Linked DNA regions of Mus musculus: region 2 is linked to region 1. The links are chromatin loops, found by intact Hi-C in ENCODE. Cell type or tissue: heart. All regions are shown on one strand.

Evidence for each region. Hi-C counts contacts between places; a loop is a spot of excess contacts. Peaks named below come from ENCODE experiments on the same cell type or tissue, not always from the same donor. Only the 100,000 strongest peaks of a DNase experiment are listed, where the experiment ranks them.
Region 2: a loop joins it to region 1, with 2.2 times the contacts of the local background. A loop is called at or near these places in 2 of 42 quality-filtered maps.

What each region holds. Positions count from the first base shown.
Region 1 is chr3:65,347,891-65,355,890 of GRCm38, reverse strand. The region is part of intron 8 of Kcnab1 (potassium voltage-gated channel, shaker-related subfamily, beta member 1); the gene reads right to left. It overlaps A730090N16Rik (RIKEN cDNA A730090N16 gene), which reads left to right and starts at 6,462. Exons shown (of 4, transcript NR_040390.1): 1 at 6,462-6,490; 2 at 6,824-6,885. In heart, a CTCF peak has its summit at 3,213 (motif pointing right); no DNase peak of the experiment used is centred here; H3K27ac peaks cover 469 bases.
Region 2 is chr3:65,859,942-65,867,941 of GRCm38, reverse strand. No RefSeq gene overlaps it. Among named protein-coding and RNA genes, the nearest start is that of Gm35039, 64 kb to the left of the region's middle. In heart, a CTCF peak has its summit at 4,427 (motif pointing right); DNase peaks (open chromatin) are centred at 3,771 and 4,471; H3K4me3 peaks cover 782 bases; H3K27ac peaks cover 3,681 bases.

The DNA.
Region 1 (8,000 bases):
TCCCGCATGGTGGATTTGCAGAGCTGTTCCTTTCCCTCAATAGCCATTTAATAGAGATGACTCAATAACTGTGTCTAGCAGCAACATAAACATACAAAGTGCAGAACAAACAGCTGAGGCCACGGGGGCCCAAAGCCCGTTTTGACACACTGTGTCCTTGGCCACTCTGAACTGAACTGAACGAACGTTGTTCTAGGACATCCGTATAACTGATCTCACCAGGGCCTGCTGGTGGGACCACCCTGTTTACACATTTGCCTCTTTTCAGTTTAACATCACACTTCCTCTTCCCAGAGGGTGGAGCGAAGCTAATCCTCTTGGCACCAGCCAGATGAGATAGGAAGCATAAAGAGTTTCAAGTTTAAGTTAGCAAAATCCTCAGACAGCTTCCACAAAACAAGTCAACTGCACTCCTAGGATGCCAGATCACTGGACATATTTCAAGGGTCAAGGTCTTGGACTTCTTTGTGTCCCAGTAGTACCCTCAGATGAAGTGTCCTTCAGAATGAAATTCTTGCTCAATATAGAATTGGGGTAGATTTGTTCTTTTTTCTCTTTTCTCTCTTTTCCCTGCCTCCTCTCACCTCTTTCCCTTCTTCATTTTTGTTTTTTGAGTCAGAGTGTCATTGTATAGCCTTGCCTGGACTGGAATTCACCTATGTAGAACAGGCTGTATTTGAATTTACAGCAATCCTCCAGTCTCTGACTCCCAAGTGCTGTGATTACAACTGTATGCTGCTATTTCTGGCTTGGAGTAGATGTAGTCTTAATCGTATTTAAGTTGATACGGGGCAGGATTTGGATTGAGGGAGCCAAGGTTAGGGTCGTAGAATCGTTGTTTGGCTTACATGTGTTATTTAGAGGTTTCCTTGGTTGGTTTGTCTTGAAGATGGGGAATGTTTTTATTCACTACCCTCTAACAAATAATTTGGTTTATTAGCTAAACACCTTTTCTTGTGATCCTGTATCTCATCATAGCACCTAACTGTAAGGTTTATTTATCCTTTGTTAAATAAACGCGATAAAAATTGTAAGAAACCTTCCCCTCTTCTTTAAAGAGTGTACAAATGGGGATGATAAAGGTCTCTGGATACTGGGGCCATTTTTTGCATCTTCGCCTTAGATTAGCCACCTGCACCATTGCAAACAAGTCCCTTCCTGTTCATATCCTGTTTCTCCCAGAGCTGGGAGCTCATCCAGTCACCATGTTCTGCAGGTACCTGTTGTTCTGGGAGCTGGACTTGCCGAGGTGTGCCAAACTGAAGGGGTTCACAGAGAGCAAGCTGAATTGGAAGACTCCCCCATCTGTTCTCTACAGACAGGGTGAAGAAGACAGAGAGGCCTTGTGGCCAGGCTGTGTGAAGTTATCGAAGCCTGAACCAGAGCAGTTAAGGTGGAAATTGTGAGTCTTCCAAGACTCATTCATTTACTTGTTGGACACATTTGGTATAGAATTTCTAGACTTGGGGAGTTTAGGGTTGGATGGCAAGGGTGGAGAAATAAAGAAGTGATTTTAAAATATAGGACAGCCAGCGCTATACAGAGAAGCCCTGTATCGAAAAACCAAAAATAAAATAAAATAAAATAAAATAAAATAAAATATAGAGTGTTATAGAAAAATATAAGCAGTTCCAGATAGGAAATGAAATGGAAGCTCTATGGAGTCAGGGCTAGGATTGTGTCACTTCCCGTCATGTATTATGTTGAAGCATTGAAACAAGCTAACCGTACAAAGCATGGGAGAACAGCATCTTAGGATGATGGAACAGCATGGGGAGGCCCCGAAAGCAGGACCATGAATTCCAGTGATTGAAATGAAGTTAGGTAGCAGAAGCCCAGCAAGAAAAGACAGGATTGAGATAAAGTTGCCAGAGGACAACAAACCAAACTGTATGGGCTAAGAGGTAGATGGGGTTGTTGCCATTTTTAGGTGAGGGAGACATCCTGTCGTCGGAGTTTGTGTCTCAGAATGCCATCCCTGTCTATGTTGTGAAGAATCAGTGAAAGAGGAAGCCTCTGGGAGCAATCTGCCATGATGCAAGAGTGACCCGGAGGGGGGTTTTGGTAATTAAGACTGAGTGTGGTACAGAGTGGGCGGGAAGGAATCAAGGTCTCCTCCCAGATCCCTGACTGTCCACAGCGAGGAGGGCAGGGGTAGAAAACCTATTTTGGATGTGAGGAACTGGAGGGTATGTGGAGCTGGTGTGGGTGAATCCCTGGGTTAATGAATGGCCACGGTGGGACCCTGCTGTGTGAAGAAGTGCAGCTTACTCCCTGTGCTAAGTCAGAGAGAGCAGTGGAAGTCTGAAGAGAAAAAGAGAAGGGTTTTCATTGCCAGCATGCAGTCAGAGAGAGGACCCTGTGCGGTCAGTCAGCTGACTGACCAGGAGCCAGAGGGGAGGGACAATTTAGAGCCAAGAACAGAGGGTACTTCAAGAAGGAGGCCCACAGGATGGAACACAAGGAACAATCACGTCAGAGGCTGCAGAAGTGTCTGCCACACACACACACACACACACACACACACACACACACACACACACATCCTGCAGAGCATGACGAGAGCCATTTTAGTGTCACTGAAAGACCAAGGCCAAGGTGTCGTGAGGGAAGAATGGAGGGCAGGCAGGTTTGGAGACAACTTGCACAAATTCTTTCAGCAGGTTTTCAAAGGAAAGAAGCACAGAAAATAATAATCCAAGGAATGCCAGGAGAGTTCTTTTTATAGATGGAGAGGTGAGAGACTGTCTGGGTACCATTGAGGATGACCTAGCAGGAGGGTATCCCAGATGAGACCCACTGTGAGACTGGGAAGGGAGGAGAGAGAACACTGGGCTCAGAGGGAGGAGGCAGGTGCTTGGGGCTGGGGACCCCCACCAAGGACAGGGTCCAGCTGGGTTTGTGGAACTCAGTGGTAGACTTGTTTGATGCTATCTTCTCGATGGACTACAACACAGTGTAAAGGATGTGGGTGTGAGAGGTGAGTCAGAGGCACATGGCTTTACTTGCTGGCCACACCCTCTCTCTGTTGTATGTCGCTCTGAAGAAAGGGCAGGGAGAAAGGGGGGGGAGGTACCTGGAGTTCTTGTCTGTGGAGGAGGTTATTTTAAAAGAAAGTCACCTGAATTTAGCTAACAAACAGGAAATCACCTTATTGGTGACTTAGGTGGGATTTTTACATGGTTTTTACATAGTACTAACTTGTGGACACTAGAGGGCAGCATTGTTGAAAGAAAAAAAATCCCGCCACATTGTTTTACTTGTAAATTATGGAAATTCATTTTATTTATCTATTTTGACCTTGATAGAGAAATCTAAGTGTAAGATTTTAAAATAAAAGTGATCATATTATTTGCTTATGTATGTATGTATATATGTGTGTTTGTGCCTGTGCCATAGTAGCTGGTGAAGGTCATAGGTCAGTTCTCCCTTTCCACCACATATGAGTCCTATGGATGGAACTTGCAGTAAGAACCTTTATTTACTGAGCCATCTTGACAGCTCACAGAATGCAGTTAAAGGACAATAGAATGAATATTCAAGGTGCTACGTTCATACTCTGAGAAAGAACACTCAGAAATGTGGTAAAGTCTGCCTGTCCAGGACTGATCCTGGCTCTCCCTGTCAGGCTGGGGCGCTGGCATGAATATCTTAGAAACTTGGCCTAGTTGATTCTCATACACAGCCTGGGGTAAGAAGCCCTTTACTTGTAGCTCTGGTCCCTAAGTGCAGCGTCTAGGCAACAGCTGTGTAGCAGCCGGGGACTTACTACAAATGTACAGCCTGGAGTCCTGCCTTGAGACCTGCTTTGAGTCCTGCTTTGAGGGGACTGCAAGTCATGTGGCAGAGTCCACATGAACTCTGCCCCCTGAACTTTGAGGACCACTCACTGTGTGCTTCCCAAGCAGGCCATCTCAAGGGCGAAGTTCTCCATGCTCCTCTTCCACGGTCTTCTCCCCAATGCTTTATGTAACCTTCGCTTTAGCTATTTGCCTCAGTTCTTATGCAAGTGGAGAGTAAGGTGAACACACGTACACACCCATACACTGACATGCGTCAGATCGCCTGAAGAAGCTGCAGAAAGACCTAGTTCTGAATCTCAGCTTCCTTTAATGAGACTTTATGCCCCGTCTCTTCTTCCCATTTTCTTCTTTCCTCCCTTTTTATTTCCTCTTTTCTGTCTCCGAATAGAGTCTCTCTATGTAGCTCAGCCTTGGTCCAGTACTTGCCCGGGCTAGCTTCAAATTTGTAGTCCTCCTGGCTCAGTTTCCTGGGTGCTTAGATTAATACATATGCATCTGTAATTACAGGTATGCCTGGATTATCTATCTATCTATCTATCTATCTATCTATCTATCTATCTATCTATCTATCTATCATCTATCTATTTATCTATCATCTATCTATCTATCATCTATCTATCTATCTATCTATCTATCTATCTATCTATCTATCTATCTATCTATCATCTTCTATCTATCTATCAATCAATCATCTATCTATCATCTATCTATCTATCTATCTATCTATCTACCTATCTCTCTATCATCTATCTATCTATCTATCTATCTATCTATCTATCTATCTATCTATCATCTATCTAAGTGGTCACAAGATCTTGCTAGGCCTTCCCAACCTTTCTCAGGTTGAAATCATTCTTCTTTAAACCTGATGGTTCTCCCTGGGGCTCTGAAGCCTCATGGAGCTGACCTTAATAAATTCTTCAAGTCAGTTGTGCTCTCTTCGTGTCTTATTTCCACCTGTATCATTAAGGTGATGTCAGTCCTGTAGAATTCGTTGGCAGCTGGTGAAGATCATGCACATAGATGTTTTGAAGCACCAACATTTCCTGCATAGTCAGTAAGTGAGTGGCATGTGGCCTCCGTTCCTCCACAAAAGCCTAGCACCCACATTTTATTTAGTACATTCTTCTTTCAGTGATGTAGCTCATCTATGTTTAAAGCATTTCTTACCAAAGGAATTGATACAGATACTTGGAGTGAAAAACTTTGGATGATACATTTTTAATTTTGGAATCAGACCTCATATACAGATACACAGCTTGCAAACCCTGCCTTTGTTGCCTTCTGCTGAATAAGGAATGGCCTGCATACCTTAAGAGCTGAGCAGATAATAAGATCCTGTGGGCAATAAAGCATGAGGAATAAGGACATAAATGTATTGAAATTAGTGTTTAGATTAAATACCATTACTCAAATTTTTGTAATGGAAAAATACAACTCATCAACTAGGCTCTATTTAAATTCTACGCATTTAACTAAACGCTGCCTTTAGAGCTAGAAAGTGTTTGAACATTGGCAGTGTTATGTGGTTGATTTTTATGGTTTCAGAGCGCTTCTTTTTTAAAAAAGAACTTAAATTTTTTTTTTATCTATTTACGTTCCAGCTCTTGCCCCCCCCCCCCCATTCCCCATCCCCCGTCCCCCTTCCCACAGTTCCTCATCCCATTCCTCTCCCCCCTTGCCTCCCCTCCGAGGGGGTGCTCCATTCCCAAGCTTCCCACTTCTTCCCTGGGGCCTCAAGTCTCTCAGTGATTAGGCTCATCTTCTCCCACTGAGTCAGATCAGGCAGTCCTTGGCTATACATGTCCCGGGGGCCTCAGGCCAACCCCTGTGTGCTACCTGGTGGTTCAGTGTCTGTGTGTACCCTGGGGTCCAGGTTAGTTGAGACTACTGGTCTTCCTATGGGGTGGCCCTCCCCTTCAGCTTCTATAATCCTTCCCCTAATAGGGGTTACCCACTTCAGTCCAGTGTTGGGTATAAGGATATGTGTCTGTCTTAGCTGCTGGTAGGGCCTCTCAGAGGACAGCCATCCAGGCTCCTGTCTGTAAGCTCATCATAGGATCAGTAACAGTGGCAGGCTTTGGTGCCCCCCATGAGATGGATCCCAGGTTGGGCCAGTCATTGAACCGCCTTTCCTGCAGTCCCTTCTCGAGTTTCCTCCCTGCAGTTCTTTTAGACAGGGACAATTCTGGGTCAGAAATTTTGACTGTGGGTTGGTAACCCCATCCCCCCACTTGAGGCCCTCTCCCCACTGTTGGTCATTTTGGTTAAGGTCACCTCCATTGAGTCCTGAGAGTCTCTCAGCTCCCGGGTTTCTGGTACTTTCTAGAGGGTCCCCCCACAACCCATTCCTCGAGGTTGCATATCCCATTCATTCTCCTGGCCTTCTGAACTTCTTTCCTATCCCCCCCTCCCCCGCCCCATCTCCCACCCAGGCCCCTCTCTTCTTCTGTCAGAAGCACTTCTTTAAGAGGCAAGGGCTCAATTGTTTTTCTGAAATTTTCAACTTTTTCCCAGAGTTATACCTGATTATATATATGCGTGTATACATTATAGGCCAGGATCTGTGTCTGAGGGAGATTATGCGTCCAAGGGAGTTTAGGTCTAAAGTCTAAAAACCAAGAGAGGGTAATGGGTAAACGAGGAAAGAGAGAATACAGGCAGAAGAACGGGAGTCATGAAAGAGGGTAGAAAACTAATTTGTTTCTATTTTCAGCTGGTCTCAGGACTGCTGTTCTTTTCTTTTCTGCTGGATGTGTGAATGTAACCATTTTTATGTATAGAAGTAGCAAGAATCATTTTGCATTCTAACACAGTCCAGCATGAGTTAATCCTTTGGGGCAGTGGGTGTGGGAGTTGGGGCTTTCTTTTTAATTCCACAGATCATTAGTGGAGTAGGAAGGATACGTGTGTAGTCACTGGATATATCTGCTCTACTGACCCACTTAGAAAAATGATTTTTTAAAATAAGTGTTTTGGGAAGAGGGATTTATAGCCTTTATTTTCCCTTCCATTTAAAGCTACCTTAAGGGCGTGGCCAGGAGAGGGGCAATGAGCAGGATGGAAAGTGAAAAAGGAAAAGGTAAGTTTAAAAAAAATTTTAAAATTCACAATATAGACATAGTATTACCTTTAAAAATCCTGCAGTCTTTAAACTTAAATACCTTAAAATTTTACTTCTTTTAAAAATATACAAAATCTTGATGCTAGAGAAATGGTTCAGTGGTTAGAACCACTTGTTGTTTTTGTAGAGGACCCAGGTTCAGGTCCCAGTATCTATGTGGCAACGTCCAACTATTCTAACTCTAGTTCTAGAGAATCCAACATCCTCCTCCCATAGATAAAACATATTGAGAAATAAATCTACCTTAAATTATTATATAAAGTGTTAATGCAAATGTAAGTTGTATTGCTATAACTGAAATAAAGTAAGATTTTAAAGGAAAGAGGCAAGGCTTAGGGAGAGACTGGCCCTGCCAGAAATGGAAGAACTAGGTTTCATCAGAGATGTTGTTATGAATGTGGACAGAAAGTGTAAGTCTAGAACTGGACACAGTTTTTAAATTATTATTATTTCAAACCAGTTGTTTTATTTCTCTGTCTTTGGTTTTCTTTCTTTCTTTGTTTCTTTTTTGTTTGTTTGTTTGTTTGTTTTTTGCTTTGTTTTTAGAGACAGGGTTTCTCTTTGTAGCCTTTGCTGTCCTGGAACTCACTTTGTAGACCAGGCTGGCCTCGAACTCAGAAATCTGCCTGCCTCTGCCTCCCGAGTGCTGGGATTAAAGGCGTGCGCCACCACGCCCGGCTTTAGTTTTCTTGTTAAACTCCAGCAGCCAGTGCTTGTAGTTTCTTTGCAGCTTTGAGATGTCTCTTTGGATTTGTATGAGTTCATCATTTTCTGGACTGCAGAGCTCCTTCTGGCTCAGATCTCAGAGCTTGGAGCTAGAAGGCTGGCTTTTCTCATAGGTTTGGAGCCTGCTCAGAAGTAGAGCGAGGTGTGCCCAGCACTGGCCCCAACTACTAGCATAAGAGCTGTTGATTGAACTAGGAGAATCTGGTTTCCAGTTATAGGACACACACAGGATCCAGGAGACCTTGATAACCTTGGCTTTCTATCTAGACTTTGCTTCAGTGCAGAACAGATTGATAATAATTAAGCAGTGTGTAATCTTTGTAATGACTGTTTAAGTTAGTAATATT
Region 2 (8,000 bases), 510 kb before region 1:
ACTTAGTACCCACATTAGCACATGAGGAACCACATCGACAAGCATCCGTTTTGACAGTTCCTGGAAGGCAGACGACTCCATCAGCTCGTGCGCCCTGCTGTCTAGTATAGCACCATGTTAGGACACCGTTACTGGAATAGAGCGATGGTTATTCTCCAGAATGAGGATGCTAGGATCTGGTATCTAGTTCCACACTCACGCACTGTGCTTGAAGCATCTGGGAGAAGCCTCCATTGGTTACCTGGGCAATTCATCATTTTAAACACTGACCTACAGAGGTAGCCTGAAGGGCTGCAAAGCCCTCAGAATCTGATGCTGCCCCTCAGTTAGCGTTTGAAGGTCGGCACTTCTATAATCGGACTTGACATCATTTCAGACTGTAACCTTGGAGTTGAAATAGCTCAGGCATCACAAACACTCATTTTTAGAGAAAGCTTGAAAGAAAATATGACGGCGTCCATAGGAACAAGCTCAATGGACGTCTTTAGGCACAAACCGCAAGTGAGGAAAGCTAGGGCCGGAAGGCAGGGGCTCACTGGAAGGCTATTGGCAGAACATACAGGCGTGAACCACATTGGCGATCTGCCTGTTCTATCACCCAACATTGCTTCTTTTCCTAGTGCACACCTGCCTGTAACAAACAGTTTCCAAAACAGCTTAACTACACTTGCCCATGACCCTTCCCTGGCCTTTCTCCACAGAGCAGGCAGGGCAGTCTTTCTGAAACACACATTGCATCTTACTGCCTGTCTCACCGTGTCCTGTGTACAGCCTGGTACATCCCAGTACCGTCTTTGCTGTCTACCTCTGGTTACACTTTTGTCTTTCATGGCCTTGAGGACACAGGTCCTGCCACTCCAGAGGATAAACATGGTTTTCGGGACCTCGTTAATCCTATTGCTTTTCCAGATTTCATCTTACTCACTCCTCAAAGACTTTCCCGGCTTCCCCTATTAAATCAGTCCACCCTCCTCCACACACCACACACACATTCATTCACACGTTGGGATGTTATGTTAATTTGTGTGCCTATTTGACCAAGATTGTTTTTTCTATTTTGTAAGTCCGAGGAAGGCAAGAGCCATGGGGGTCTTTGATGACTCTGTGTTCTGTACATAGTATGGCCTGGTAAAAAGCGGGCACTTCATCGATAGATGCTGAAGTAATGAATTTCATGTGATGTTGATGACACATAGAGGAGCAGTAAAAATGCAGAGTCAGTGAAAGTTTAATGGAATTGTCCTGGTTAGATTTTTGGGAAGAGAAACATCAGTTTAGGAAATGCCTTCATCTGTAGGCAAGTCGGTAGGGCATTTTCTTGACTGATGATTGATGTGGGAGGGCCAGCTCACCGTGGCAGTACCATCTCTAAGCAGGTGGTCCTGGGGTTTATAAGAAAGCTAAGAAAGCCAGGGAGAGCAAGCCAGTTAGCAGCACTTCTGCAAAGCTTCTGCTCCACTCCTGCCTCCACTTTCCTGCCTCCACGTTCCTGCCTCCACGTTCCTGCCTTGATTTCCTGTCCTGACTTCCCTTGTGAAGGATGTGTGGTGATTTGGAAGTGAAATCAACTAAATCTTTTTTTCCTGGAGTTACTTATTTTATTGTCACTGCCTTCTTCTCCTCCTTCTCCTCTTCTTCTTCCTCCTCCTCATGCTCCTCTTCATGCTCCTCCTCCTCTCCTTCCTCTTCTTCCTCCTCCTCTTCCTCTTCCTCCTCTTCTCTTCCTCTTCCTCCTCTTCTCTTCCTCTTCTCTTTCTCTTCCTCTTCTCTTCCTCTTCTATCATACCAATTGAAAGTATAACTGGGACCTGGAAGGCTGTGGTAGTTTCAATGGGAACGGCCTCATGGACTCATATCTTTGAATATATCGTGCCCAGTTGGTAGACTTGTTTGGGGAAGAATTGGGAGATGCACCCTTGACAGAAGAGGTGTGTCACTAGGGACAGCTTTGAGGTTTCAAAAAAACCCAGGGCCATCCTAAGCCTATCTCTTTTTCTGCCTGCTACCTACCTATGGATCAGAATGTGAGCTCTCAGCTCCTGCTCCACAGCCTGCCTGCCTGCCTGCCTGCCTGCCTGCCTGCCTGCCTGCCTGTCTGCCTGACTGCTTGCCTGCCTGCCTGCCTGCTGCCTGCTGCCTGCCTGCCTGACTGCCTGACTGCCTGACTGCCTGACTGCCTGACTGCCTGACTGCCTGCCCGCCTGCCTGCCTGACTGCCTGACTGCCTGACTGCTTGCCTGCCTGCCTGCCTGCCTGCCTGCCCGCCTGCCTGCCTGACTGCCTGACTGCCTGACTGCTTGCCTGCCTGCCTGCCTGCCTGCCTGCCTGCCTGCCTGCCTGCCTGCCTGCCTGACTGCTTGCCTGCCTGCCTGCCATGCTCCCTACCTTGACACTCATGGACTCTAACCCGCTGTAACTGTAAGCCTCAAATAAAAATGCTTTCATTAATAAGTGGCCTCAGTCATGGCATTTTACCCGGGCAATGGGAAAGTAACTAAGACATGGGGTAACTAGAAGAACACCGCACTAAAGCAGCAGTGGGAGGTCTGTAAGCAGAGGTTAAGTTCAAGATGTGAAGAAGGAACCACATTTACAGTTAGGAAAAAAACTCCCATTAGCTGAGGCCACAAGAGCCTTAGGGCAAACCAAGGCTTCCAGGCCAACTCCAGAGTCATCATCTCTGCTTTTGACCTCCACCTCCTGACCAAGCTCACCAGGCCTCCACACATGGAGACTGCAGTACTCCCTGAAGGGTAGAAAGGACTGAGTGGGAGCATGCTATCCGGGACCCCTTTCTCAGGGCACCCGGCTTTCACATTACTGCCATCTGCAGAGCCCTGGGTGACTGCCATTGCTGTTCCTGCCCCTGTTGGTATGGCATGGCACCCAGCAGAGGGGGATTTAATTTCCTCCAAGTGTGGAAGATTTTTCAGGTGGCCTCTGATGGGACAATAATCAGCTGGCCTCCCCCCTCCCTTTATGTCCCACTTCTCCTAGATTGCCATCTCTCTCAGAAGTTTTGTAATGGCAAATACTCTTTTCTTATCTGTTAAAATATCTTACATCTAAAAGTATGGTGGTGGCTAATTGGCCTCCATTCCCAATTCCGTTTCTCAAGGAGGCCTGAGAGGACTAGCGAAGATGACCATTCACCCAATTTGGGCATCAGTGAGAGAGGAACACAACACCTCAGGCCCAGGAAACAGGCCATCTTGTCCGGGCTCTGTGCAGGCATCCTCCTGCATTGGATGTCTCACTATCAAGCTAGCACTGACTCCACCCTCTCTGCATTAATTCTTGTCATGAGCCAGAAGCCTCGAATATCAATCTTGTTTTTCTTCTTCCAGCATTTCCGATACCAATAATAACACCATTACCCTTAAGTATGAGTCTGTATACCCGACACAGAGTGCTTTGGGGTCATTGAAATGCTCATCCGTCCTTTCTAGGTCTTTCATATCTGGGAATCAGCAATGCAGAAAATGGGATTCAAGAAGAAAACAAAAACCAAAGTGAGGCTTGAAATGAGCGAAGCAGTGCGGAGGGCTGGCACGAGCCGACTGCCACCAGAGCAGGGAGAGCATGCAGGTCGGCTAAGGGAGCGCACCGCGAAACTGGCCAGCCCCTTAGCAACATCCGCATAGCTGACACAGAACACTCTGACTTGGGGAGGGATGAAAATACCGGGTGACATCAGAGGCTCCGAGCACAGCCAGGGCATTCTAGAGGTGTGTGGTGTCAGGACGGCCTGTGCTGGCCTCATTTATCTACCTGAGTCATTTGAACAAAGCACTCGCTGGCTTAGCTTTGTTGTGACTAGAATTTGGAACCAATCCCCTGGCTCTGCCCCCATGGGTTTTGCTACTGCAGCGCAGCGTGGGTATGTAGGAACACAGACCGAATCCTGTGGCAATCAAGGATAGACTGTTCCTTCTCTGGGCCACAGGCTTCCCTAGGAAGGAGCCTTGGCCAAGTGTTTGTGTGTCTCCAGAACCAAGTGTCTGGCAACCAGCAGGTTTCTCGTGAATAAATGACAAATCCCAGAGACACATTCTGGGAAACGCAGGGCTTTTGTGGTGGCAGCATGCTCAACAGCACAGCACTGTGCTGTGGGACTCTTTAGTTTGTGGGACTCTAAGAATAATTTTCACGTCCTGGGAAAAGTGTCTGGCGCTGATTGCACATGCGAAAGTGTCGTGACGTGGGGATTAGGGTTGTCACAGGCAGACTGAAGGCCTTAGAAAAAGCACACCAAAATGGAGGTATTCATTCTAGGGAGGCTGCAGAATACTCAATGAGCTGGCGTTCTTCTCCTCCGAGTGAAGAAGAGGCCATGCTTGAAAACGGGGCTGTAGAAGGAAGGTCTCAAGAAGCCTTACTTCAGATTCCGTTCAGACACCCTCAGCGAACTCCCACATATTCCTCACCTTTCCACTAGGGGGCAGACAGAGGACGGAGAACATCCCAGGCAGGAGGCCGGTCCCTCACAAGGCAATCAGCCTCACACCAACACACTAGGCTGTTTGTGCTATGCAAAAGGCGAGGCTAAGCCTCTCTCTTCCGGCCTGTCACAGTCTCATTGATACTGCATGGTTTGCCTGTGACATCAGACACCGAAAAGTATGACAACCAAACTGTACGGTTCAAGGTGAATGTCAATAAATAGAATAAAAGGGGAGGAGGGGGGGAAGGAAGAAAAAAAAAGAAAGATCCCTGATGTTTTTCTTACCACACATGGTTTGGGGGGATCCTTCATTATCCAGAGTATTCATGATGTATCTGAATTCAGTGACTTCTCACAATGAGAAGATAACTGGAAAACTGCATACGACCTCTCTCTTGACCTCTTTCTATTTACAACAGCAACGTGGTTTCTATCCAAGTCACTGTTTCCTTCTGAGAGCCCATTCCACAGGCCTCTGTGTATCAACACACAGAAGGAAATATTCCAAGGGATATATTTTTTTTAATAACTCCCACATGCCTTAAAAAGTCATTTCCTCCTAAGACATTCAGGGCAATCGGGGCCCCTTAATTGGCTTAATTTTTATTCTTAATCCTCAAGGGTCGAGGAAAAAACAACACGACTATCTTCCTGTTCCTATTACCCTTTCATAAACTGTTGAGCACACAGGCTTGCCTCTAAAAGAAACCACAGTGAGCCTAAAGGAATAAGCATTTGTCAGGCCAGACCCCAGACTGGAAGATCACTGCAGGTGTGAGTCACTCATGGGAACTCTGAGGGTCTGAAAGCCACTCTCCCACTTGCAGAGGTGAGGGCGGCGTTGGCTTAGAACTGGCTCCGTGTTTGCTAGCATTAATAGAAATGTCTGTCAAAACAACGTTTTGTGACTTTTAATGAATTGCATCTTTAATTGTGCTGAGAAAAAAGTAAGCAAATGACGTGAGTGAGCTTACTTACAAGGGAAGGGTCAGCCTGTGTCTAGAACGTGGGTTTCCTGTGGAACGAGAATTCTTGTGCAAATCACTTCAAGCCATCCCTGATTTTTTTTTTTTTTTGAATGCTCTCCCTGATTTCACGCTGATAGCATCACAGCTCAGAAGATCCTATGAAGACAGCCTGACATCAAGCTGCTTTCTTGGTTGGCAAAATGATCTTAAGAATTACCTAAAAATGTGCTGTTTCTAAATGATTTGTTCATCTAAAGTCATTTGATTTTCAATTAAAATAAAATAAACAGGCTTGGCTATATTTGGACACAGATGTTGCTGTGGCTTCCAGATTCCTTTGTTTAAAGGTGACAAGATGCGTGGAGAAGACATTCATCTGATTGGGTATTCAGGCTTACAAAGAAAGTAATTACAGGGCCAGAGAGAGGACTCACCCCCCCCCCCCCTTCATCTAAATTCCCTTCCACATATCAACATAGTTTGACCTTGATGGTTTTAAATGTAAAAGACACTGATGTAATTCAAATAAAGCAATTTTTCAAATACCCCAAGGAATCCGGGATCAGAGATGACAGGCCTGAAGGATGAAAACCTGAGGGGCTAACGGATTCTCCAGTCCTCACGGTAGATGTGTCTTCCCTTCCTATTGAACTAAGATATTTTTGTCTTCTTTCCAGGGAACATTTGTTTGCCCAGTCCTCTGGAAAACGCCCAAATGCTGGCTTCCCCTTCCCCTCCCTCTCTCTTGCTCCCTCTCTCCCCCCTCCCTTTCTCTCTCTCTAAGCCCTTCTGGTTTTTGTGAGTCTTCCCACTAACATTTGCACCAAGGCAGCCTCTGTGGTCAGTGAGGTGACCTCCAACCTTCCTCGCCTTTCTCCGAGGGCAGAGGCCCTCCCTTCTGCCCTGACAAAGCACTTTCAGTCAACTCTTGGGTTTCTTCATGGTTGATTAAACTGTCTGTGTTTATTCAGGACCCTTCTCCTCTTTCTGTGTCCGGCCGCTGACCTTTCTGTTGCTTCATTGTCAGAGGAGAGAGCTCACGGGGCAGTCAGTCCCAATGCTTGTTAGCAGCCCTGGAAAGCAGCTCGGCCACTGGAATTCCTAGCACATCTTCAAAGCCAGTGGCTTTTCACCTAGGTAGCTGCTGTTGCTGGATGAAGCTTGTGAGTAAGGGAGGGTTGCTGGTTCTCCTGGAACCGAATGGATACTGATCGTCTTGTCATTGATGTCCTCGAGGCTTCCTTCCTGCAGTGTGAAGTTCTGAATGATGATTGATCAGACTTTTGTTGCTTGGAAAGAGAAATGAACAAGAAAGCACAGCTCAGAGAGTTTTGTTGAGTAGCCAAAGACCAGCCAGGAAGGATGCTTTGAGCCAGAACTCCCTGCCTGACGCCTGCTCCTTACCCATCCATGGAAATTCTTGTCAGTAGGATGGCTGACCCCTGTTGTGACCCTGCCCTGGGCTCCTGGGCAAGCTCAGGTCGGTCCCAGCAGGGCCATCAGCTGACTAAGGTCCAATCTCCATGTGGTTCCACCACATGGGAGCTTTCCTTCTTTTTCTAAACATTGTGACGGGCACCTGCTGTACCTCTCTCTCCAAAAGGTGTTTTTGTATTCTGCTTCTTTGTGTTTGAATTGCATCATCCTGGCTTGGCTGCTAGCACTCAGAGAGTGGGAATATGCTGTCTTTATCTTCCTGTGCCTGGAAGCACGGGTTGAATATTTTAGTGAGAGTAAGAGGATAATGGAGGTGCGTATGGACGCTCGCCCAGCCTTTCTCTTATATTCCTTTAATGCCACCTAGTCCCCTGGGATAACCTGACTCCCCCCCACCCCCCCATTGTCCCTCATCATGCTCAGCTCCTGGCGTGCACAGGGCTTGAGCCTTTACTTCTTATTTAGTGTCTACATCACCTTTCTACCTCTGCCCAGTCATGGCTGCCCATCTGAGATGGGCGACTTTCAGGGGACTGGGATTCCACTTAATGCTTTTTGTCACTGGAAGTGACACAGAGAGGCTAGATACCCGGTGGACTTCAGACTTGTCAAAGGGAGTCACTAGGACTGAATTATTATTATTATTATTATTATTATTACTATTACTATTGTTATTGACTTCAGGCTGGCCTCAAACTTTGCATGTAAGTCCAGCATTGTGTCAGACCCCTGGTTTTCCTGCTTCTGATTTTCCAGTGCTGGGATCACAGACAAGTACTGCTATCATTCCTGGCTACTACATTAAGTGTTGATGGCTGAGGACTCCGTGCAGGTTTTCAGGTTGTTCTTGCTCTGTTCTGCTTATTTCTGTTTAGTCAGCGACAGCTGGGCTGGTGAGAGGCTAAGACACGCTCTAGGCAAGGCTTCTTAAACTTCAGCTCTTTGACAATGGCAATCCGTGCTGCCTAAGGTAGGTTTATAACAGTCCTTATCTCTAGCTTCAAAATTCCAGTAGCCACCCTCATCTGTGGCAGCTGAGACCTGCTCTAGTCATTGCCAAATAAATGTCCCTAGAGTCCAAGTGGGGACAGACTGATGGTCTCTGGGCATGCAGTTCGAAGCCGCAGCCAGGGAGTGGGGGTTGGGGAGGG